3 separate regions of the Homo sapiens genome follow, and regions 1 and 2 are each linked to region 3. Evidence: chromatin loops called from intact Hi-C (ENCODE). Cell type or tissue: PC-3. All regions are shown on one strand. Each heading gives the region's core, and the rest is flanking DNA. Links, peaks and the distances in the headings are about the cores only. Region 1 overlaps LOC124905249 (a long non-coding RNA gene). Region 2 overlaps CTPS2 (CTP synthase 2). Region 3 has its middle 77 kb from the start of AP1S2.

The links. Hi-C counts contacts between places; a loop is a spot of excess contacts. Peaks named below come from ENCODE experiments on the same cell type or tissue, not always from the same donor. Only the 100,000 strongest peaks of a DNase experiment are listed, where the experiment ranks them.
Region 1: it touches region 3 in a loop (3-fold over the local background); 12 of 110 quality-filtered maps call a loop at or near these places.
Region 2: it touches region 3 in a loop (13-fold over the local background); 10 of 110 quality-filtered maps call a loop at or near these places.

Annotation. Positions count from the first base shown.
Region 1 is chrX:16,432,860-16,441,107 of GRCh38, reverse strand. It overlaps LOC124905249 (a long non-coding RNA gene), which reads left to right. Exons shown (of 2, transcript XR_007068397.1): 2 at 2,047-3,731. Among named protein-coding and RNA genes, the nearest start is that of MIR548AM, 190 kb to the left of the region's middle. In PC-3, for the core only: a CTCF peak has its summit at 4,329 (motif pointing left); a DNase peak (open chromatin) is centred at 4,327; H3K27ac peaks cover 827 bases.
Region 2 is chrX:16,660,137-16,668,384 of GRCh38, reverse strand. It overlaps CTPS2 (CTP synthase 2), which reads left to right. Exons shown (of 19, transcript NM_175859.3): 12 at 661-723; 13 at 828-871. Among named protein-coding and RNA genes, the nearest start is that of S100G, 14 kb to the right of the region's middle. In PC-3, for the core only: CTCF peaks have their summits at 3,559 (motif pointing right) and 4,164 (motif pointing right); no DNase peak of the experiment used is centred there; H3K27ac peaks cover 1,957 bases.
Region 3 is chrX:15,927,299-15,935,546 of GRCh38, reverse strand. No RefSeq gene overlaps it. Among named protein-coding and RNA genes, the nearest start is that of AP1S2, 77 kb to the right of the region's middle. In PC-3, for the core only: a CTCF peak has its summit at 4,770 (motif pointing left); a DNase peak (open chromatin) is centred at 4,726.

The DNA of each region.
Region 1 (8,248 bases), core at 3,183-5,682, 510 kb before region 3:
TAGGGAAGAGCCACTTAAATAGCAACTCTATACTATGCAAAATGTGGTGCTAGATCATGGTAAAGATTTGGCTTTGACCCTGAGTGAGGGGAACCATTGGAGGCTTTGGAGCACACGAGTGATGTGACCATCAGGTCATTGCTTGTTAATTGGATAACACTGGCCACTGCACTGAGAATAGACTGAAGGGAGTGAGGGTGGGAGAGGGAGGGCCCTGCGATTTAAGCAATTCTTTATTGTTAGGCATTTTCATTGTTTCTAATTTTCTCTAATTTTAAACAACAGAGTAATCAATGTTGTGCAAAATTTTATTACATCCTTCATTCATTTTCTTAAGATAAATTCCAAGAAAAGTGGCAGTTGTGGTCAATGGGGACATCTGTTATTACAGCTTTTGATATATCTTGCCAAATTGCCTTCTAGAAATTTGGACACAGCTTAAATTGCCACTGCTGTGTAGGAGAGTGTCTGCTTCCTTCTTCTTGTGCCAGCCCTTGGCAATGTTACTATTTCTTAAACTTAATCAAGCAAGAGTTCCAAGTATGCCTTTAAAATAATTCTCATATGAATTAGTCCACATTTTTCTTCATGAAACACTTCTCCCCATTGTGTCCTAGTTCAGCTATTTTATTAAACTTTAGGTAAATTATATATTCAATCATTTCAGGCTAGTGATGACAATTTATTAAATTTTTTCTGTTCCTAAAGGTGGGAGGATCTTGTCAAACTGGCACATAATTTGATTTCTACTTCTTTAATATTTTTAAAAGGAATGAAATGATAAACCCAAAATAAGTAGAGAAAAGCAAGCTCTGAACACTTTTTTTGAACTTGTGAGATATTAAACTTTTGGTAAATTTCTAATCGAGGCACGTATACACCATGGAATACTATGCAGCCATAAAAAAGAATGAGTTCATGTCCTTTGCAGGGACATGGATGAAGCTGGAAGCCATCATTCTCAGCAAACTAACACAGGAACAGAAAACCAAACACTGCACGTTCTCACTTATAAGGGGGAGTTGAACAATGCGAACACATGGACACAGGGAAGGGAACATCACACACTGGGGCCTGTTGGCGGGGGCGGGGGAGGGGGGCAAGAGGAGCGAGAGCATTAGGACAAATACCTAATGCATGCAGGGCTTTAAACCTAGATAATGGGTTGATAGGTGCAGCAAACCACCATAGCACATGTATGCCTATGTAACAAACCTGCACATTCTGCACATGTATCCCAGAACTTAAAGTAAAATAAATAAATTAAAAAAGCAATCTAGACTTACCTGTTGGGAGAAAAAGCATAAAGGTAAATAAACTATGTTTATAAATATGCATGCATGTATTTAAGTATAAGTTCTATTTCTCTCTGTTCCCTGGAAAGTCACAGGTTGAAATTAATTTTAAGAGAACATTGACCAGGCCCCTTAAAGGTTAAATTAAACTGAGGGGTGCTACTGCAATTTAATTACGTTTTCATCTTTTCGGATTAGTCATTGAATACAGATTGAAATCCTATTTTCACACATCTCTATAGGTCACCTAAATGGCTTGTTCAAAATTCTAATTTTTTTTCCCTCATGAATAATTTCCCTCAAAAGGTAACCTTTCTTCTCTATGGGCATAATAAAAGTGTTTATGTAAAAATGGCAAAGGAAAATGGATTATATTTTGTAACATACTGAGTTGTGAAGCAGAATTATGCCTTTGTACTATGAAGCTGTTCTTTTCTTTTTCCAAATGTGAAGATTTAGAAGCGAGGTGACCCGCTATTGTAGCTATGTGAAGAGGGGGAGAATCAGGGCTCCCATTACAGAGCGTAGGAGGGATGATGAATACCATAGTGAGGTTTAGTGCCACTTAAGAGCCAAAAAATTTCTGTCACAAACCTACCCCTGCTGTCTCACATTTCTGATATTAGTTCCCATTGATTGTTTCATTGCTCCTCATTGATTCTTCCAGAAATTTCTTCCTCCTTCCTAATGTCCTTTGGCTTTGCATCTCATGCCATCAGACTTCACCACTTTCTCCTCTTTCTTGTTGCAGTCATCTCCAGAGTCCTGGGTCATTCTTCTTTCTTGAAGAGTACAAGGAAGAACGCTTCCTGTCATTCTTTCCAGCACTGCTCCAGCATAATTCCTGGTGATTTAAATACAGTTGATTCTCATTATTTGGGGTAGTTAGGGTGTATAAACTTGCGATGAACACCGAATCAGTGAATACTAAACATCGTTCCTAGGGGAAAAGCACAAGTTCCTGCAAGCTTCTGGTAACTACATTGTCATGAATAGATCAAACATAACCCTGTTTTATATATGTTTCTGTCTAAAGACACCTTGTTTAATATATATTGTTGATTCATTAACATTGAACTTACAGCTAGAATGCATGCTTGAAAGAAGCTTTTCTAACACAAATTATGTATTTATGTATTTATTTATTTATTTTCCCATAAGGTACATCACAGCCTTCTTGTACTTAGGAGTGCTAGGCAGCACTAAGCTTGAGGACCATTTTTAGGTTTTTTGTTTTTTTGAGACAGGATCTCACCATATCACCTAGGCTGGAGTACAGTGGTGCCATCATGGCTCACTGCAGCCTCGACCTCCCTGGGCTCAGGTGATCCTCCCATCTCAGCCTCCAGAGTAGCTGGGACTACAGGCACATGCCACCAGCAGGCCTGGCTAATTTTTTTTTTTGGTATTTTTTGTAGAGATGGGGTTTTGCCATGTTGCCCAGGCTGCTCTCAAACTCCTGGGCTCAAGTGACCCACCCGTCTCAGCCTTTTAAATTGCTGGGATTACAGGTGTAAGCCACCCTACCCAGTCATTGGGGACCATTTTGAACAGCAAAATCACCAACAAAAAGCACAAAAATGCAAAAAACATGGCACTAAATAGTGAAAAGGACACTTGTTTATAGCCTGAGAGCTGAAACAAGAAGGCAGAGTGTCGCCTCATTTGACTCAGCTGGTGGCGTGCACGTTGGGCAACTCAAATTTTTTGCTGCTCTGCACATGTCTGCGAATGACTGCTAAAGTTCCAAGCATATTGATTTTTGGGGCTGCAAATAAATTTTAGAAAGTAGACAAATTTGCAAACAGAGAATCTGTGAATAATGAGGATTGGCTGTGTCTATGTTGATGATCTTTCTGATGATGTGAGCACTGCATTTCTTGACTTTCTGTCTAAGTATGGTAGATCTTGTCTACCATACTATTTTAGCCATGCACCCCCAAGATCATGCCGAATGTCATGAAAAGACAATATTTCCCATCCCAACACCTGTTTTTTATACAGGGATCTGAAAGTGTCAGAACCAGGGTAATTTTTTCTTTGATGTCTCATCCCCTCTGTGTTTACACCCCCACCTCCCTATCCATATGCTGAAACCCTAACCCCCAGTGTGGCTGTGGCCTCTAAGGAAGTGATTAAGGTTAAACGAAGTTGTAAGGGTGGGGCCGTGATCTGATAGGATTAATGTTCTTATAAGAAAAGACACTGGGGTTGGCCCGCACATGCGCTCACTCATGCTCATGTGCGGTCTCTCTCTCTTTCCCCCTCCTTGTGCCCTCAGAGGAAAGGCCATGTAAGGATGCAGGAAAAAGTCAGTAATCTGCAAGCCAGGAAGAAAGCTGTGGCACCACCAGAATCTGCAATCCGCTAGAACCTTGATCTTAAACTTCCCAGCTTCCAAAACTGGGAGAAAATAAATTTCTGTTGTTTAAGCCACCCAGTCTATGATACTTTGTTATTGCAACCTGAGCTGGCTAAGACACCCTTTTAAGGTATTTTTCTCTCTAGAAGAGCTCTCATTGTCTCACCTAAGTGCACTGTCCTAAACAGGTATTCTGTACTTCAAACTTTTCCTACCCACCACCAAAACATACCTTTTAAATATTCCCCAGTACTTTACTTTTCTAAAAATTGGTTCACTAATAAACCAATTGCCATCAATTAGTATTATTTTTATTATCTCTACTAACATTTTAACTTTAAAAGTAAGATATATGTTCACTTTAGGAAATTTGAAAATGACAGAAAAACGTAAAGTAGAAAATAAAAATTACTTTAATTCTAAAATGTTGGCATTTTGATATATTTCTCTTCAGTCTTTTTTTTTTTTTTCTGTGAAAACTTGCCGGAGTTCTTGGTTGCAAATCACTTTAAGCTACCCTCATTACCTTGATGAGAAAAGAAGCTTATTGGTAAGATATCAGGCAGCTCAAAGAAATATGGGACTCTTGGAGAACCTGACTGGGAACGTGGTAGGAGGCATCCATATTAAACTGGGCTACCAGAACTTCTTTCGAGCGCCCTCTAGTGGAACAGTCTGATTCGGACGCCTCTGTTGCCACTGCTGGACATATTCTGTGGGTGACACCGCTGCACTGGATACTAGAAGCCCTGTCAGCACCACCGCTAAGACTTTCTTTGAGTCATTAACTCAAGATTCAAAGAGCTGAGTGGGAGCACCTGATTGGCCAAGCTTAGACTATGTGCCCCCTCCTAGCGCAGCAGCCAGGGCTCAGAGAAAGCCAGAATCTGATCTTTTCTTTTGCAAGAGGGAGGAACTGCCTTCCCTAAGGCTCACGCCATGGGACATTCTCCAGATTTAAGGATAGCATCCAGATCCTGGAAAACCCTTCCTAGAAAAGCAATTACAATGTATTCTTTGGCTACTTGATATCCACATGTACTTTTCTTTCCATATTTTCATGTCACAGTAATCAAGGAAATGTGTAGCGTCTACTGTCACCATTTATACTTCTACCACAAGGCAACAGCTGGTATTTATAACTCCCACCTCTCCCTATTCCAGATCTCCTTTGCCTGCAGCCTGTACCTCAGATTCTCAGTGTGTTTTACTTAGTAGAGTCACTCAAATCTTCATTTCTAAGGAAATTGAACTCTTGGTGGGCCTGCCTGGATTGTCCTGTATTAGTATTTCATTAATTTTTATTACTGGACAAGATAATAATAGGAGGAACTGTAAGACTCACCCAATTTCATTCATACTCATCCCTGCTTGTATCGAGTAGCAGCAACTCAACTGACCCTTAATAGTAAGATGATACTTACTCCTCACCTTTTTTTTTTAATGAGTTTTTTTCTCACCTTTTTTTCTCAAGGGAATGTGTGTGGAGGCCAGCATGGTAATGTGAAAGTCTTGGCTTCTCACTAAATGAAAATCATTCTTGTGGAAAATTTATTTCTTTAGGTACTAAAGCACTTTACATATATTAACAACTTTAGCCCTCCCCAAAATACCGTGGGATTTTACCTTTTACAGATAGGAGAATAGAGGCACAGAGAGGTTAAGTAACCTGTTCAAAATCACACAGCTAGAAAGCAGTAGAGATAGGATTTGAACCCAGCCAATCTGGTCCCTGCTCTTCATGTCTTCTTAATATGATACAGTATTCAGGAATGTCCTGTGTGGTGGCGAGAAAGTCAAGGTTCCTGCATAGCAAATTGTGGAACAGAACTAGAAAAGCCCTGTGACAAGTTGGTAAGGTGTTCTGCTATCCCTGCTAGGTAAAAGCAAAATGCTTCTGGTGTTTATCAGATAAGAGACAAAGATATTTGACTCTGCAAGGATGGACATTTTTGTTTGTTTTGCTCACTTCACTATACCCAGTACCTAGAACATTACCTGGAACATAGTAGGTGCTCAATTCACTGAAGAATGAATAAATGCCAGACACCAGGGACTGGGTTATGTTTCCTCATTAGTAGGCCACATCCATAAATGCAGCTGCAATTGGAATCACCCCCTCATGAAGCACATGTCAATCCACCATCATTCTCCAAGAAGCCCCCATCCTCTGCACTGGACAAACTGGAAAGTTAGGTGGGGATGTACTAGGAATCACCTTCCCTGCATTTCTTAAGATTTTCATGGTGACACTAATTGCTATAATTTTCTCAGATATGGTATTGCTTTTTATTTTTCATTTTGAGTGCAATGGGTAATCCTAGGGGCTTCCATTGGACTTATTTTACCTGTGGTTCAGAGACAATGTGGGGATTCTAGCAGTGGCTAGATTTACCTATTCAAAGTAAATCCTTAGGAAACAGATAGATAAACTATCATGGGCTGAGTTCAGAGTGTTAGTCTGTCCACTTTAAATTAGACTGGGACTGGGACCTAAATGCTATTGATCACCTGAATCTTGTAAGTCTCCACCCTAATTAGTGAGTGGCAGTGTTATTTACTCAGATTCAATGTTCAATAATATCTGAAATGGGTAGGCATTTCCCTTTGCCCAATACGCTGTTTCCTTGATAAATATTTACAAGTCAAAGGATAGGAGGAAGATTCCCCAATATTTTTGTGAAGTAATTTCAGGACACTTCTTTAAGGCCCTGCCTGACTTCCCCTTCATTAGGGGATTCAGGGCCTGTGAAGGTTAGTCTTCCTTGTGCAAGGTAATTCTTACAAGGAAAGAGAGTTACGGAGTCTTCAGGTAAGTCATGAGCTGCCTCAGACGTGGGAGGAAGAATGGCTTGAGCTGAAAACCTAGGTTCAGTGGAGTTTGGAGATTTGGTGTTTGAGGCCTTGACACCCTCCCACTGAACACCATTGCAGTTCTCAGGGTCTGCTCTTTCCTTATTGATGCCCTAACTTTCATATAAGGCCCTTGATGAGTCTGTGATTCAGTTGATGTTCTAAATTAGTCCCCACTGGAGTAGAGGATTGATTCTGGGTAGTTTTGTACTGCTGCTACAAAAAATAAGACATTCTTTTTTAGCACAGGGATACAAAATCCTCCTGGTTCTGGGTTTTGCTTTCAGCCAAGAACTAGGGATTTGAGTATCATTCTCTCTCTTTAAGCTTTCCAGTATTAGCCACCTCATTCTCCAGTCCTGGTTTCTCATGCTGCTGTATATGGCACCACCAATGTGGGCTCCCAAGGCTTGCTTACAAACCACCAATGTGGGCCCCCAAGTCTTGCTTACAAAAAAAATTACTGTATAAATTACAGTTTGATTAGTTGCTCTTCCACTGTGGGCCACTGTTTACCAGATTTTCATTCCTGAATGTTTGCTGCCCTTACCCCAACCAAGTTATATAACCAATCCTGGATTCTCCTCAATTCCAGAAGATCTGCTGTCTGAAGCCCCTCCTGGTAACAATTTCTGATCCAGTTAGGGTTCATGACATAAACAGCATAAACTGAGCTTGCTTATCCTAAGCAGAAAAGGAATTGATTAGAAGGCTATCAAGTAATGGGAAAGCTGTTGAACCAGGCTCAGGAAATGGACTAGAATCCTGTGGTCCCAAAATGTCCCAAGCCAGACTTTTTGGGTCCAACTGCTCTTCTCACTGGGCATTGAACGCTGTCGTGACTGACAGTATTAGAAGACATTCCAAACTTCCTTCTTGGCATCCTGATTGGCTGAGCTTAGGTCATGTGCATCATCTTCCTAGTGCCTGGGTCCAGGGAAAGCAAGTACTTGGCCTTTGGCTTCTGTGGGGAGGGGACCCTATTTGCACCCAAGATTCAAACAGTGACAGATTCCTCCAATCTATAATGTACATATATATTATGACATTGGGATCACAATTGTGAGTAAAGGGTTAACCTTAGCACTGGGCTGATCCAGGCCTGCCTGTGAGAACCATCGACCACAGAGTCCTGTTTCTTTGGAAACTGCAGTGATCAACAGATGTGGAATATTGCACCTGCCCTGCTTGCTGTGAAGCCCTGCTCTGTGGGACCTCTTCTGGACTGGGGCTGCTGGGGGCTGACATGCAGTTTTGGGGCTTGTGTTACTGGAACCATATAAAAGATTGTTGGGAAGCTGTGACTGTGGCTTCTCTGTGTCAAGGTGATTTTATGACACTTTGGATGTCATTCTGTGGCAAACTTGCATTTCCTGTGTGGGTGTGGGGGCAAAAGAAGCTGTGCACTTGGGTAGCTGTCAGGCATTGCATTCGTTTCCTATCACTACTGTAACAAATCCTCACGAACTTAGCGGCTGGAAACAACATAAATTTATCACTTTATAGTTCTGCAGGACAGAAGTCTGACACAGTTTCACAGTAGCTAGGATCAAGGTGTTGGCAGGGCTGCATTCCTTTCCGTAGGCTCTAGGGAAGAATCTGTTCTCTTGGCTTTTCTGGCTTCTAGAGGCATCTGGCATGCCTTGGCTCATGGTCCCTTCCTCCATCTTCAAAGCCAGCAATGGAGGATTGAGCCCTTCTTACATTGCATCGCTCTGACCTCCTCATCTGCCAACCT
Region 2 (8,248 bases), core at 3,028-5,527, 730 kb before region 3:
GCCAGGATGGTCTCGATCTCCTGACCTCGTGATCCGCCCAACTCAGCCTCCCAAAGCGCTGGGATTACAAGTGTGAGCCACCGCACCCAGCTCCTCCTTCCTCTCTTTCTCTCTTTCTTCTCTTTCTTTCCTTCCTTCTTTCTCACCCAGCCTGGAGCACAGTGGTGTGATCTCAGCTCACTGCAACCTCTGCCTCCCGGGCTCAAGTAATTCTCCTGCCTCAGCCTCCCAAGTAGCTGGGACTATAGGTGCATGCCACCACACCTGGCTAATTTTTGTATTTTTAGTAGAGGCTGGTTTCACCATGTTGGCCAGGCTGGTCTCGAACTCCTGACCTCAAGTAATCTGCTCACTTTGGCTTTCCAAAGTGCTGAGATTGCAGGCTTGAGCCATTGCGCCCAGTTGACCCTGCACTTTTCTGACCTCATGTTCCTTCTTTGTCAACTTTGGGACTTAGGCGGCTTCATGATAGTCTAAGCCCCTGCCCTGCTCTCTGTCAGGGATTCTTCTGAGAGGACAGCAGGGAGCAAAACAGGCAGAGTCTTGCTCTCTGGGAGTCTGCATTCTAGATAGGGGAGACAGGCAGCCAACAAATGAACAGAAAATGTGAACAAATACAAAGTGAGTTCATTTGCTTTGCATATGTGCTTTTTAAAATAGGAGTTTGTCTTGGGATGCAACTAGCAGTGATAGAGTTTGCAAGAAACTGCCTTAACTTGAAAGGTAAGTTCGAGGTTTGCTAATGACCATTTATTTAAAAAATTTTCTCTCTTCAAATATTTTTCAGCACTATTGGTGAATTACTGAACTCTTTTCTTAATCTTCAGATGCTGATTCCACAGAGTTTAGGCCAAATGCCCCAGTTCCTCTGGTAAGTGGCTTGTTTATCTTTCTGGGTCCAGTCATTGTCACTTGGGTCCTGGCTCTTGCCTAAATTCATAAGGGGCTATTGGCTGGGCGCCATGGCTCACCCCTGTAATCCCAGCACTTTGGGAGGTCAAGGCGGGCGGATCACTTGAGGTTAGGAGTTCAAGAGTAGCCTGGTCAACATGGTGAAACCCCTGTCTCTACTAAAAATACAAAAATTAGCTGGCTGTGGTGGCAGATGCGTGTAATATCAGCTACTCGGGAGGCTGAGGCAGGAGAATTGCTGGAACCCGGGAGGTGGAGGTTGCAGTGAGCCAAGATCATGCCACCGCACTCCAGCCTCAGTGACAGAGTGAGACTCCTTCTCAAAAAAAAAAAAAGGCGGGGGGGGGTCTATTATTATTTTTTCTTTACAGCACCAGAACATTTTAAATTACATTATTCTTATATTAAATTCCTTTGTTCTTGATAGTCCATCTTCTCAGCTATGCCTTAAAGACAGTCACAATCCTGGACTGATTTCTCTTTGTCGCAGCTTTCAAGCTTAATGTTTAGGAAAGGATTAAATCGGCTGTGACAACAATTTATAACATCTACTATAAATAAATGAGCTGTCCTGTCTCCAGACTCATCACCAGTCTGCCTATTTTCCACACTGGTGGTCATCTGTCTTTCTAAAACAAAAGCGACAGTGATTCTGCTGCCAGTCCTCATCTTCCATCAGTTTCTTTTCCCTTAAAATATTCAGTCCAGGATTCTGGGCTGGGTCCCAAAGCCACTGTGCTCTGTCACCTGCTGCTTTGCTGATTCATCCCATGGCATCCTGATTCCTCCCAGGCTTTGAGTTTTTTTCTTTTTTGTGTTTTTTTGAGGCAAGTTCTCACTCTGTCACACAGGCTGGAATGCAGTGGCATGATCACGGCTCACGGAAGCCTAGACCTCCCGGGGTCAAACAATCTTCCCACCTCATTTTTTGATTTTTTTTGTAGAGACAAGGTCTCACTATGTTGCCCAGGCTACATGCTTTGAGTTTTACGTTTGGACAATCTAAACTAGTTTTTCAGATACAGCCTGAGGTTCCCTATACCTGAGATGTCCACCTGCCTAAAATCCCTCTCCCCCTGGAATCTCAATAAAAGCATTGAAAAATTTAATTAACAACAACTCAGTTACCAACAACTTCCTATTCATCTGAGGAAACCTTTCCTGACCTCTTTTCTTTACCTGCCTCTGCCTTCTGCCTCATGCTACTGTGCTCACCACTAACAGAGCGAGTTCTGCAAGATGATGGTTGGCCTTCAGTCAGCCTGTTTGCCAGCCACCCATGCACACCCAGTCGTGTCCCTGCTGCTGGGCACCTACTTCTAATGGAGCTCGCGCCTCACAATCGCGATTGGTTTTTTAAACAGCTTTATTGAGATACAATTCATATACCACAAAATTTAGCCATTTAAACTGTATAATCCGGCCAGATGCGGTGGCTCACGCCTGTAATCCCAACACTTTGGGAGGCCTAGGCAGGTCAATCACTTGAGGTCAGGAGTTCGAGACTAGACTGGCCAACAAGTTGAAACCCCATCTCTACTAAAAATACAAAAAATTAGCTGGGCGTGCTGGTGCATGCTTGTAATCCCAGCTGCTAGGGAGGCTGACACAGGAAAATTGCTTGAACCCAGGAGGCGTTGGTTGCAGTGAGCTGAGATCGTGCCATTGCACTCCAGCCTGGGCAACAGAGTGAGACTTTGTCTCAAAAAACAAACAAACAAAAAACTGTATAATCCAATGGTTTTTAGCATATTCACGGATCTGTGCCACTCTCATTACAAGCAATTTTGGGCCATTTTCATTACTCCAAAAAGAAACCCCACACGCCTTAGCTGACACCCCCAAGCCTCCTATCTCCACCAGCCCCAGGCAACCATTAGTCTACCTTCTGTCTTCATAGATTTGCCTGTTTGAATCATTTAATATAAATGGAATCATCCAATATGTAGCCTTTTGTGACTGGTTGCTTTTACTTAGGATAATGTTTTCAAAGTCTGTCTATGTTGTAACACGTATCAGTACTTTGTTTCTTTTTATTGCTGATTAATATTTCATTATATGGACATGAAACATTTTATTTATCCATTGATGAACATCTGCATTGTTTCTACTTTTTGGCATTGTGACTAACGCTGCTGTGAACATTCATGTGCAAGTTTTTGTGTGGACATATGTTTTCATTTCACCAGGAGTGGAATTTCTGAGTCATATGGTAATTCTGTGTTTAACCCTTTGAGGAGCTGTAGGACTGTTTTCCAAAGTGGCTGCAACATTTTAATTTCCTGCCAGCAATGTATGAGGGTCCTAATTTGTCCATATCCTTGTGAACATTTGTTATTTCTGTCTTTTTGATGATAGCCATCCTAGTGGATGTGAAGTGGTGTCTCATCGTGGCTTTGATTTGCAGTTGCCTGATGGCTAAGGATGTTGAGCATCTTTTCATGTGTTTATTGGCCACTTGTATGTCTTCTCTGGAGAAAGGTCCATTCACATCCTTTGTCTATTTTAAAATTAGGGTATTTGTATTTTTATTATTGAGTTGTAACAGTTCTTTATATATTCTAGATATAAGTTCCTTATATATAATCTGTGCTATCGGCATTTGGGAACACATCATTCTTTGTTGTATGTGGGAGCTCCTGCCCACTAGGTGCCAGTATCACTCCCTAACCCCTGCCCAACTGTGACACTAAAAGTACCTCCAGATATTGTCAAATATCTCTTGGGGGCAGGGGCAGAATCGCCCTGGTTGAGAACCACTGATTTAGAGAAATCTAGTTCTATTTCTGTCCCCTGTAGCCTGTTTAATCCCTTCCCTTATGGCAAGCATTCATTCTTTTTTTTCTTGGTTCATCTTCCCATTTTTTACATATAAGTAAAGCTGTATGTCTTTGTCATCCACTTCCCTTCTTAGGGAAATGGTAGCATACTCTACACAGTTTTTTCCTGCCTTGCATTTTTCGCTTAACACTGTATGCTGGAGATCACCCCACGGAAGCACATAGAAGCATTCTTCACTCTTTTTTTTTATAGCTTGTAACTCAAACCATAATGAACCATAACTTACCAGCCAGATGGTACTTTTAAGTCTTATGCTCAGAAGGCCTAATACCAATGAAGGGTTCCTTATGAGCCTTTAATATAAACATATTTCCTGACTAATAGCTGAAATGGCTGTGCCAGGAAAACTATGGGTTTTCTTTTCTAAGATATACTTTGGGATAGGAAGTGATTTTACCAGTAGGTGCCACTGTTAGATAGTGTTGGCAAGGTTAATTCTTTGATGATTATTCTTTACTGGGGGTGTGTGTACGTGCGTTAAAAAATTTTTACACATGGCCGGGCGCAGTGGCTCATGCCTATAATCCCAGCACTTTGGGAGGCCAAGGCGGGCAGATCACAAGGTCAGGAGATCAAGACCATCCTGGCTAACATGGTGAAACTTTGTCTCTACTAAAAACATAAAGAAATTAGCTGGGCGTGGTGGCACGCGCCTGTAGTCCCAGCTACTCGGGAGGCTGAGGCAGGAGAATGGCGTGAACCCAGGAGGCAGAGCTTCCAGTGAGCCGAGATTGCACCACTGTACTCCAGCCTGGGTGACAAAGCAAGACTCTGCCTCAAAAAAAATGAAAAAAAATTTTTTTTTACACAGAGTAAAAAAGTTAAGCCCTGCAGAAAAAGGTACAGAACTGTCTCTCCTTTGCCCCCACCTCACTTCGGTTCCCTTCCCCAGTGGCAACTACTTTGATCCATTTCTTTCTTTCTTTTTTTCCTTTTTAAAGAGATGGGCTGTCTCACTATGTTGCCCAGGCTGGATATTCACAGGTGTGATCATAGCGCACTACAGCCTCGAACTCCTGAGCTCAAGTGATTTTCCCACCTCAACTTCCCAAGTAGCTGAAACTACAGGAGCTCAGCTGATGCATTTCTTTAGTTATTTCAGAGATTTGTGTGTGTGTTTTTGTGTGTGTATACCCACTTAGCCACACACATATGAATATGTATTGCGTTTAAAAAAAAGATCTTGGCTAGGTGCAGTGTCTCATGCCTGTAATCCCTGCACTTTTGGAGGCTGAGGCGGGAGGACTGCTTGAGTCTTGGAGTTTGAGAGCAGCCTGGGCAACATAGTTACACCTTGCCTCTACAATAAATAAATAAAATTACCTGGGCATGGTGGCATGCACCTATAGTCCTAGCTACTCGGGAGGCTGAGGGGGAGGATCACTTGAGCCCCAGGGGTTGAGCTGCAGTGAGCTGTGATCACGCCGCTGCATTCCAGCCTGGGTGACAGAGCGAGACCCTGTCTCAAAACAAAACCAAACAAAACAACTTTGTAGCATGCTCCAGACACTGTTCCCACCTTGCTTTATATACTGATCATTCCACATCAATGTGCAGGGATGTCTTCGGTGTGCTTGCTCTGCTGTATGCTATATGGCTGCATCCTTATTTATTTAACCAGTCTCATATTTAGTTTGTGTCCATTATTTTGCTGCTTTAATTTATGCTGCAAATTAGTATCCATGTACATATATCCTTGCACCCACGCGCGAACACATCTGCAGGGATAGATTCCTAGAAGGGGAGTTGCTAAGTCAGAGGATGTGTGCATTTTACATTTTGATGGCTCCTATACACATAAGTGAGATGAGAACAATAAAAGCTAATTGCTATTGAACGTCTTTATGGCCTGCAATGTTTGTTGGAGAAAAATAGCCTTAAGAGCTAGCACTTGTATCGATGTGAGAAGTCTTATTAAAAAAAAAAAAAAAAAGACTAAGGAGATAGAATCATAAGGCAGCAAGCACCATGAAGCCTGCAGAGTTACTTAAGCTTGAGCAAATAACAGTTACTTTGTGGGGACTGGTCATTCTGGCTGTTCTAGCTAGGAAAGTAAACAGTTTGGAAACCAGGAGCCTTCTATAGGGAATATTTACTCCTAAGATCTCTTCATAGGTCATCATGACCCTCCTTTGGCATGCATGATTAGTGCTATGGCTGTTGATGAAATCAATAGAGACACTGGCATCCAGAACAGTTCCAAGAGAAAGTGTCTGTTATACACATAAAAAGAGAAACAGATTTTTCCCTAAGGGTTAAGGTAGACTCTTTCTGCGTCTCAGAGTGCCCAGGAGAGAATGAGTAAAATTTATTTTATTGTGTCATTTCTCTGCTTAATCCACAAGGTGAAATTGAAGGCTCTGGGACTTTGCAGAATACTTAGGGTTCTATAGCAACTCTGGTTTTTTGCCCTGCTTCAAAGTAGTCTCAGCTGCCTTCTAGATGGTACATAACCAAGAGCGTAGCTGTTGCTGACTTACATTCTAACCCTATATCAATCACATGGCTGCTGCTGACATCCTTGACCTTGAATTTGGCTTCAGATCTCTCCAGTACATCTGTAGTGTAGTTCACAGCACTTTGGACTTTATATTTTGAATATTTTCAGCTTTTGAGGCATATATATATATATATATATGAATGAACAATCTCAATCTAATGTGTAGGCATGTGAATGTGCTTAACTCTAAGCATTTCTTTTCTGTTTGTTGAAAAAGGTAACTAAAAATTCTAAATTTACATAAGATATTACACCCTGAAGACAGAATTCATGTTCCACCTTCAAAAGACATCAGCACACACATGCACACTTGGATGGTGGTATGGGAAAGGAACAGGGAGAAATTCAAAGCATTTTAACGAGATGCAAATGGATATTTGAGATTTTGGTATTTGATATTATTTCAGTTTTCATTATTTATCATAGGTATGACGTCATTTATCCCTTTTTGATCCAGGAATTTTCAGGGTTAAGTGAATTTTACATCTACCATAGTAGATTTGTGAAACAGTCACATAATTAAAAGCTGATTTGGGTGAAAGTTGATTTTTGTTATACATGAAGTATAATTGATTAATGCATAACATTTTCCTGCCTTTAGTTGAAGCCCTGTTTAAAATATTTTCCTCATCTGTATTATTTTTCAACAACTTCATATGGAGTGCAAATTAAGAGGTGTTGAAAACAAACCAGATGGCCCACTTAGAATTATCTTTTAGGCAATTTTGATTACTTTGAGGATTTTCTTGCATTTAGAGTGTTGAAGTAAGCATCTCCTGACTATTACAAAGATCATATAGAAATCACTTGGAGGTTAGTTAGGGCTAAAAATCCTTTTTCCCATAAAAGTAGTCATTAGGAATACAGCTATAGGCCGGGTGTGGTGGCTCACACCTGTAATCCCAGCACTTTGGGAGGCTGAGGCCGGTGGATCGCCTGAGGTCAGGAGTTTGAGACCAGCCTGGCCAACGTAGTGAAACCCCGTCTCTACTAAAAATACAAAAAATTAGCTGAGCGTGGTAGTGGGTGCCTGTAATCCCAGCTACTGGGAGGCTGAGGCAGGAGAATCACTTGAACCTGGGAGGTGGAGGTTGCAGTGAGCCAAGATCGCGCCATTGCACTCCAGCCTGGGCAACAAGAGCGAAACTCTGTCTCAAAAAAAAAAAAAAATGCAGCTATAATATGGGTTAAATAGCTTTTTACAGACCACTCTGGGAGCCTAATACTCCTTTGATACTGTCTCTGTGGGGATAGTAGGTTTAGAGTTGACATCAGACTGTTGGCTGAGGTAACTTTTTTCTACTCAGAGAAAGAAAAGTTCTTGCCTGGGCACGGTGGCTCACACCTGTAATCTAAGCACTTTGGGCAGCCAAGGTGAGAGGATTGCTTAAGCCCAGGAGTTCAAGACCAGCCTAGTCAACATGGTGATACCTCGTGTCTACAAAAAAATAAAAAAGTAATCCTGGCACTTTGGGAGGCTGAGGCAGGTGGATCACGAGGTCAGGAGATTGAGACCATCCTGGCCAACTTGGTGAAATCCTGTCTCTACTAAAAACAAAAAAATTAGCTGCGCATGGTGGCACGTGCCTGTAGTCCCAGCTACTCAGGAGGCTGAGGCAGGGGAATCGCTTGAACCTGGGAGGTGGAGGTTGCAGTGAGCTGAGATTGCGTCACTGCACTCCAGCCTGGTGACAGAGCAAGACTGTCTCAAAAAATAATAAATAAATAATAAAAAATAAATTAAAAAGTTAGCTGGGTGTGGTGGTGTGTACCTGTAGTCCCAGCTCCTCAGGATGCTGAGATGGGAGGATCACCTGAGCCTGAGGAGGTCGAGGCTACAGTGAGCCATGATCATGCCACTCCACTCCAGCCTGGGTGACAGAGTGAGACCCTGTCTAAAAAAAGAAAGAAAGAAAGAAAGAAAAATTCTCCTGAAAGGGAACCCTTGCACACTCTTGGTGGGAATCTAAATTGGCATTACTATTACGGAAAATA
Region 3 (8,248 bases), core at 3,328-5,827:
TTTCACATTAGCCTATGATTTAAAGCTAGATATCTTCCAGAGTGATATTTTTTTAATACAGAACACAGAATACCCAAGATCAGAAACATTATCTTTTATTCTTTGATGGAAAAGGCAAATGTTTTAGGGGTAAGATTATCAAAGAAAGCCAATGCTACGTTGTACAAGGAATTATAGGAGCATTCACCCGAGCAATGCTTCTTCATGGCAGGTGTTAGTCAGAACTAGATATGAACTCCCAAGTGGGACAGGACAAGAGACATGCCCTCGTTTACAGATGCCCGGAGTTCCATCCCAACCTAGAGGTTGGTTTTCAAGAGAGTTTGTGGTGCCAGATTTAATTTTTATACTTCCTTTTCCCATAAGTACTTTAACTATTGGTCCAACACTCCCTATTCCCAATGGAAATCCTCCTCAGTGAATACTGTTCCCTTCTATTCCTTGAAATGAGGTAACTTCCCCTTCACTCCTTGCATTGTTGTCACAGTTCCCAAAGCATTTGACTTTCTCCAGGGAAACCATAAAACCATATGGAAATCAAATCCAATGTAATTCTGCATCCAGAAGGGAGTTTAGGGAATACCTCCCCAAGGCTGTAGTTTTACACTAATTTTTTAATGAAACCTAAGCATTTTGAAGACTTCATTTTTATTAGAATATTGACTTATATTAAATATTATGCATATATTCTATAAAACTATGTGATTAATAAAAAGAAGAGAGAGAGCTGGATAAAAACAAGTTGCTTTAACATGTATTAGAACAATAAGAATAATTCAAATCTGCTCCTGGCATCAGAAAAACTTTCTAGAATATTTTTCAGAGATGTATTTTGGTTATTTGAGATGTAATGATATGACAGGTTTTAGCTATAATAAAGTGGATCATTATAAATGGAGTATGGCTAACTCAGAGAATGCCAGAACCCCAGAAGAAAGAAAACATCCAAGAAAAATATATGCTTTGCTACAAACTCAGAAGCTTAAAAACAATTTTAAGTTATACTTGAAATGTCTATGGCATACTATATTACAAATGAGGAAATGGAGTGTAAAACAAAGTGAATTGCTGAATGGTCAACCAGTTTAAGTATATCAAATGGAATATTCACTGAACTGGTTACATAGTGTTACTTACTCTGGAGAGAGCTTTTGTGGAATACAAAAACTGAAAACAATCCTGAAGCATGTAAAGCTAGGTGGACCAATGCATTCTGCAGATATTCTCCCAAGTGTTGCATCCAAGTGGATGAACTGGAAGGATTGCAGATGTCATTGTAGATGATCTAGTGCCAGGTGCTTTTCAAACTACTCTGTTGGAATATTTTGCTTTTATTACAACACTGTCATCATTGTTATCACCATTGTTATTATTTTTATCATGAATTTTCAGTCATTATCCAAGAACAATGATTGATTCAACCCACTGAAATGTATTAGCTGAATTTAAACTTGAAAGATGCAGCCTGACTCATGAGAAGAGAATAATTATGGGAGACATGTTTTCATTGGAAAAATTCTGAGTTAGTAGCAAGAGCCCTGTTTGTTAAATTTCAGATACAGATAAACAATGAGTATGATTCAAGAATAATTGCAGGGTATCCACGGTTACAGAAAATCTTGTCAACACCCATTGTTCTATTTATACCTTGGGAGACATGTCACCAAATTTCTATAAATAGAGTATAAATTCATTCATTTCAATCCTAATCATGTGCACACCTCCAGTCTTCTCAGAAATAAAAGAAAAAAAAAACTGGACTCTAAAGTGAAATGGGGGAATATGTAATGCACTGGGTTTAATGGGCCAAATGTCTCAGGAAGAATCAACACAGCAAAGAAAAGTAAGTTTATAAGGTGGAAATGGGGCTTCCTAAGATATCTGGCAGGTGAGTGCTTGGGGAAAAGTGACCCTGAGAAGCTGAATAACCTTAAGCTACTTGTAGTTTCTCCTGAGCACCCATTCAGTTTTAGATACAAAACAAAATGAGGATTAGAAGATCTTGGGTTAATTGTAGCAGGAAAGAGGATTTTTTTTAAAGGAAGGCCATAAGGTCAAAAAGAATGAGAGAGTAGATGGCAGCAAATGAGAAATGGCCATAAAACTTTGAAAGCTGGGAAGCAGATGGCTAAGTGGCAGCTGATTTAGAAGAAAGCTAAAACCTAAGTTTCTGCAAGGATTCGGAGTCAGGTAGCAGTGGCAAGAAAAAGCCAGTTCAGGCTGCAAGATCTCAGGGATGCTCAGGAATTGGAGTCACCAGGTACCTCTGAAGGTTGAGTGGCAGAAAGCTTTAAAAACAAAAGCCGTAGCTGAGGGCAGGGGTGCTAAACTGAAAATGGAGGAATTTACTCGAAGTTATTACATCCCAAATAGTGATATCCTCCCAGCTCCTTCCCCAACTTGGCTCTGAGAACATCAACAGCCACTCATTTACTGTCCAGATAAGAGAATGATCCCTGAGAAAACACCTAAGATACTAACATATGGGGATCCCCAAAGAACATCCAGGTGCCCTCTTAATCGCCTTACAATGAGATCCACCAATTGACAAGCCCCATTTATGTATGCACTGTTTCCACTAAACTAAGCTTATATTGAGTCTTTACTAACAAATGTATTTATTGAGCCCTTGCTAAGTGTGAGGTGTGTGTTAAACACATTATATACATTTAATCCTCAAAATAAATCCATCGAATGTGTATTATTATCTCCAGTTGCAGATAAAGAAACAAAGCCTCAAGTAAATTAAATATGTTTTCAAGGTCACCTAGCCTGTAAGTAACAGAGTGGGAATTTGAACTATTTGAACCACAACACCTCATGGCCCCGCTCTGGAGTATCCACCAGCCTCCTTAACTATATCCTTAACTATATCTTTAAACTATATTCCTACTTACTTACAAAAAGAATGTGTAATGGGGGTCAATTTTATCTCTGACTCAAGTAAGAGTTGAATAAAATGTAGCGCTTCTAAAAAAAAAAAAGCATTGCTGTACATCTTCCATTTCCTTCTCAGATTTACTCTTTCCCCAGCTCCTCTCTGTTCAGTGTCCTGGGAAGTCGAATCCTATGGACGGCATTAATACTCCTACTTGAATTGGCTAATAGGTGGGATTGGAGTGAGAGAGAAGATTGATTTAGATCAGGTCATTAATGTGCCAGCTCCCTCCATGTGTTGGCAGCATAGGCTGTCTACAATTCTCCAATGCAGATTACGACACCCATTGGGTGGTCCACAAAGCTCTCTCTCCTCTTGTTCTCCAGACTTAATGGTGGTAACAGCTCCACTGTTCTACCCTCAGGTACTGCATTCTCCCTTACAGTTTCCCTACACTCTGCCCGCACCTTTGGAAACAGTCCTTTTATTAAATTCTCTTCAAACCACCTAATTTGAATGTGTCATGTACCTCCTCCCAGGACCCTGATTGATTCAGAGCTTTAGATACATCTTAATCTGGGTTGACTAGGAAGTAGATGACAATAATATATTTTTAACTAATAACATGCAACATCTCTCTTTACTATAAATCTCTGGAATCATATGGTTTTGAAGGGTTTTTTTCTAGTTATATACTCATTATAGAAAAATTGGAAAACAAAGAAATTTATCACTGTAATTCCACAGGCTTCAGTCAATTGATATTAATACTTTGGTGAAAAAAAAGAAAGAAAAAAAAATACAACAGCCAGCCACAGTGCACGCCTGTAATTCCAGCAGTTTGAGAGGATGAGGCAGATGTATCACTTGAGCCCAGAAGTTTGAGACCAGCCTGGGCAGCATGGCAAAACCCTGTCTCTACAAAAAATACAAAAATTAGCTGGGTGTGGTGGCATGTGCCTTTAGTCCCAGCTACTCAGGAAGCTGAGGTGGGGGAATCTATTGAGCCCGGGAGGTGGAAGCTGCAGTGAGCTATGACCATGCCACTGCACTCCAGCCTGGGTGACAGAAGAAAAACACACACACACACAGCAGAGTAATAATTTGGAACTTCCTCAAACAGATATTCTGTAGATGATGTTCAGTGTTTCTAGAGAGAAGAGTAGGGGTAGTGTAGGGGAACAACAGAGTCTAAGGGTGCTTGGTACTCCCAGCCTCTCTTAACGTTCCCAGTAAAGCAACACCACCCTAAAATCCCACACTTCACTCAGCTGTACTTTGAGTTCACGCCTTCCTCACCTCCAACCAACTTTGCAAAGTATTCCTTCCAACCATGTGCAGTGCTGTGTGTGAAAAAAATTCTGTAAGCGCAGTTTTCTCCATCTTGGCAACATTGCCAATGATGTTTTAGGCCTCCAAAGAGTTTTTACCCACTCTGCTTTTTAACCATTGGTAACCTGGACTAATGTCCATGCCTTTTTTCCACTGTGGCACCAAACTAAGCATGGTACCTGGAGATCATTTCAACATTGTCAGCAGCGGTGAAGCCAAACAAAAACACAATATGCAATTTTCCAGTTATCCTGTAAAAATTTCAGCTTATCTTGTTTTAGTCACCTTCACCAAAGTCTCCACGTGAAGTGTTCACAAAGAGATGTTAATCTTGATCCATAGCTGGAACAAGGGGGAAAAATCAAATACGTGTTTATGCAATAAATACTTTAACTTGAATGGATGGAATGGGCTACAGATTAACAAGCCTCATTGACAGCGTTATTCACTCTTCTCCCTGTGAGGTGGAAAAACAAACAACTTGTATAACTGGGGAGTCAAACGCTTACAGCTGTTTGACTTCATACTGTTATTGCTAAAAGCACAGGAGCAATGGTGACATCTTGTGTCAGGTTAAAACGTAACAGGATCTTAATTCCTTGTGGTATCTACTAAGAGCCCCTCGGATGTGCCCTGGCTAAAATTCATCTTCATCTGCTCCTTTTAGCTATTGATAAAATAATAACACAGAGGTTTTCTCAGATGTAGAGATTAATCAATTTGCAGGAATGACAGGGAAAACTCTACTTGGCACCTGACTCATCAAACTGCCACCTCAAGTACAGGCCACCTAGGAGTCTCAGTCTAGTTCTTCAGCTCAGCCTTTCCACTTTGCCAGAATATCCCTGGCAAAATACACAGGCTCCAGGTTCATCCACTTATCAATCTGAAGCAGCCAGAGGGTAGCTGTGGAGCTCTAGTAATTGTACTTATTTATCCTACTGTTTTGAGCATTTCCCTGATCTTATTTCTTTGGCAGCACTTTGAACATCACATCACATGACTGGAACCTCTTGAGCCCAAAAGATGATGAATAAAATTCACTGCTTGTAGTAGTCGGCTGGGAGGCCAAATCTGTTTCATGTGCTCTCCATGAGAGCAGTGGTTCTTAATGTTGGCCACACAAAACCACCTGGGGAGCAATATCTGCATCCATCCCAGACCAATGAAGTCAGAATTTCTGGGGTTGGAAGCCAGACATTTTTTAAAAGCCCCCAGGTGGTCCTGGCATGCAGCTTTCACCCAGCTCTCTTGCCTTGGAAACCCAGCCACCGTGCTCTGAGGAAGCTCAAGCCACATGGAAAGGCATGAGTGGGAGATCCAGTCACTGTCCCAGCTCAGATCCCAGCCGACACCCAGAATCAACCGCCAGTTAACTGAGTGAGTGGGCCTTTGAATGATTCAAGCCCCAGCCTTCCAGCCACCCCAGCTGACGTGAAGCAGAGCAAAGACAAACTGTCCCCACTGACCCTGGCCCAAATGGCAGATTTATGAGCAAAATTAATGTTTTAAGCCACGAGGTGGTGGTCTGTTACACAGCAACAGATAACTGGAACAATTTATTCCCATTTTTAGATGAGGAAATGAAGGCAGCAAGGGTGGGGGAAATAACTTGCCCAAGTCCAGGCAGACGGTAACTGGCAGGGTCAGAATAGTCTTGTTCCAGGGCCCAGGCTCCACCACTCAGATTCTTCCCCTGGCTCAGCCCCCAACTGAGAGCAGGGGACTGTAAAACCTGAAACTGTGTAGGACTCTGCAAATAAAGAGCTCTGCTCAGCACCCTCAAACTCAGAGCAACGCAAGAGCAAGAGGAGACCAAAGACCTCCCTCTACCACAGACCACCCTGCTGCTCCAGGACCTTACAGGTCCAGTTGTTTAAAATGCACAGTGAATATGACAGCACCCAGCAGGAATGACAGTTCCTGAGGAACTCCTGGAATCTCTCAAGAGGCCCTTTACAGTGACCTGACGTCCCAGACATGGGTGGGAAGAATAGCCAATGGTATGTGCATTGGTTTTGTTCTTCTAACTCTATTTGTATAAGCAGAATGGAAAAGCCTGGAGAAACACAGCTGGCACATACATTATTTCTTTGTCAACATTGTCCATGTAATTAAGATAACCTTGTTACTTAGTTTTATAGCCTGTTTTATTTTTCACTTAAAATCCCTAGTAACCATTAACCTATTTCACCAATAGTTTTTGAAAAAAAATATTTTAATGGCTTATTTTATAAACTGGAAGTACCATGATTAATTTTAACCTCACTCCTATTGGACATTCAGGTTGTCTCCATTTTTTTTCATATCATAAATGATGCCATGATGTGCATCCTTGTGTCAAAAGATATAGACTTTGATGCAAATCTCTGATTTTTTTCTTAAAAACAACAACAGGCTGGATGTGGGGTCTCACACCTGTAATCCCAACACTTTGGGAGGCCAAGGTGGGAGGATCGCTTGAGCCCAGGAGGTCAAGGCTGCAGTGAGCCATGATGGCACCACTGCACCCCAGCCTGGACGAGAAAGTGAGACCCTGTCTCAAAACAACAACAACAACAACTTCTTAGAACTACTGTGTCAGGGAAAATCCTGTTTAAAGAATATTGATTAAAAATTATAGTATTTAATTTTCCCATGTTAATAATTTGCATTTAATAAATAAAAATTATTTCTTTATTTATTCTAAATGTATTGCCAAATAGCTTTCTAGGAAGGTAAGTCTTTCCTCAAAATAGTTCTCTATTCTTGCCATTTTCAATTCCTCTCCTCTCATTCTCCCTTACATCCACTTCACTTATGCCCTTGACCCCCTCATTCCACTGACCCCACTCTCTACAGTGCACTAGTGATCTTTACATTGCTGAATCTATGGCCAAATCTCCTCTTCCCGTGAGCAAACAGCAGCATTTGGCACAACCCATAAACTCTTCTCCCTGCTACATGGTCTTCACTCGGTTTCCAGAACCCTACCCTCTATTGGTTTTCCCATCTCACTGGTTGGATCTTCTCAGTGCTCTTTGGATGGTTCCTCTTCGTTCCCTGGAATCAATGCTGGCTGTCTCTTCTTCTCTGTCACACCCTGAATGATCTCATTCTGTCTCAAAGCTTTAAATTCTACCTACATGCTCTTAACTCCCTCCCAATTATATATCCAGCTCAGACTTCTCTCCAGACTCCAGGCTCTTACTTTCAACAATTCCATGCAACAGACATCTCAAATTAACATTCCCAAATCTTTTTCCCCCTAACCTTCTCTATCAGCAGTCTACCCTATCTCAGGGAATGATAACACCTGGCTTCCAATTGCTCAGGCAAAAAATCTTGACACTTTCTCAAGTCCTCTCGTCTTCTGTCACCCCATATCCAATCATCAAGAAACCCTGATAGCTTTATCTTCAAAATATATCCAGAATCTGAACTTTCACCACTTCACTGGTACCGTCCTGGTGCAAGCACCTTACCTCCTGCCTGAATAACTATAATAGCCCCCCAGCATGTCTTCCCGCCTACACCTGTCCCTGCCACACATACACACTAGCAGCAAGAGGCATAGACCCTTCTATGACCTAAGATTATGTTGCTTTCTCTGCTCAAAATTCTCCAATGGCTCCCCTTTTCCTCCCACATCCAGTGCCCCTTATCCTGTTGCATGGTTTTGTTTGGTTTTGTTTTTCTACTGCTAGTATCACTGTTTTTTTTTTTTTTTTTTTTTTTGGAGACAAGAAGACAAGCTTTTGCTAGATTGCCTAGGCTGCTGGCCTTGAACTCCTGGGTTCAAGCGATCCTCCCAGCTCAGCCTCCTGAATAGCTGGGACTACAGACATGCACACTACCATGTCCCAGCCTAGTTTCACTTCTTAACACATTATATTGTGTCTTCTGTTTATTGTCTGTCTTTCCCCACCAGAATATAACCTCCAGGTGGGCAGGAATCTCTGTCTGCTTTCTTCCCTCCTGTATCTCAAGAACCTAGAAGAGTGCCTGACATAATAAAGGCAGTCACTGTATGTTTGCTGAATGAATGAATGAATGCTA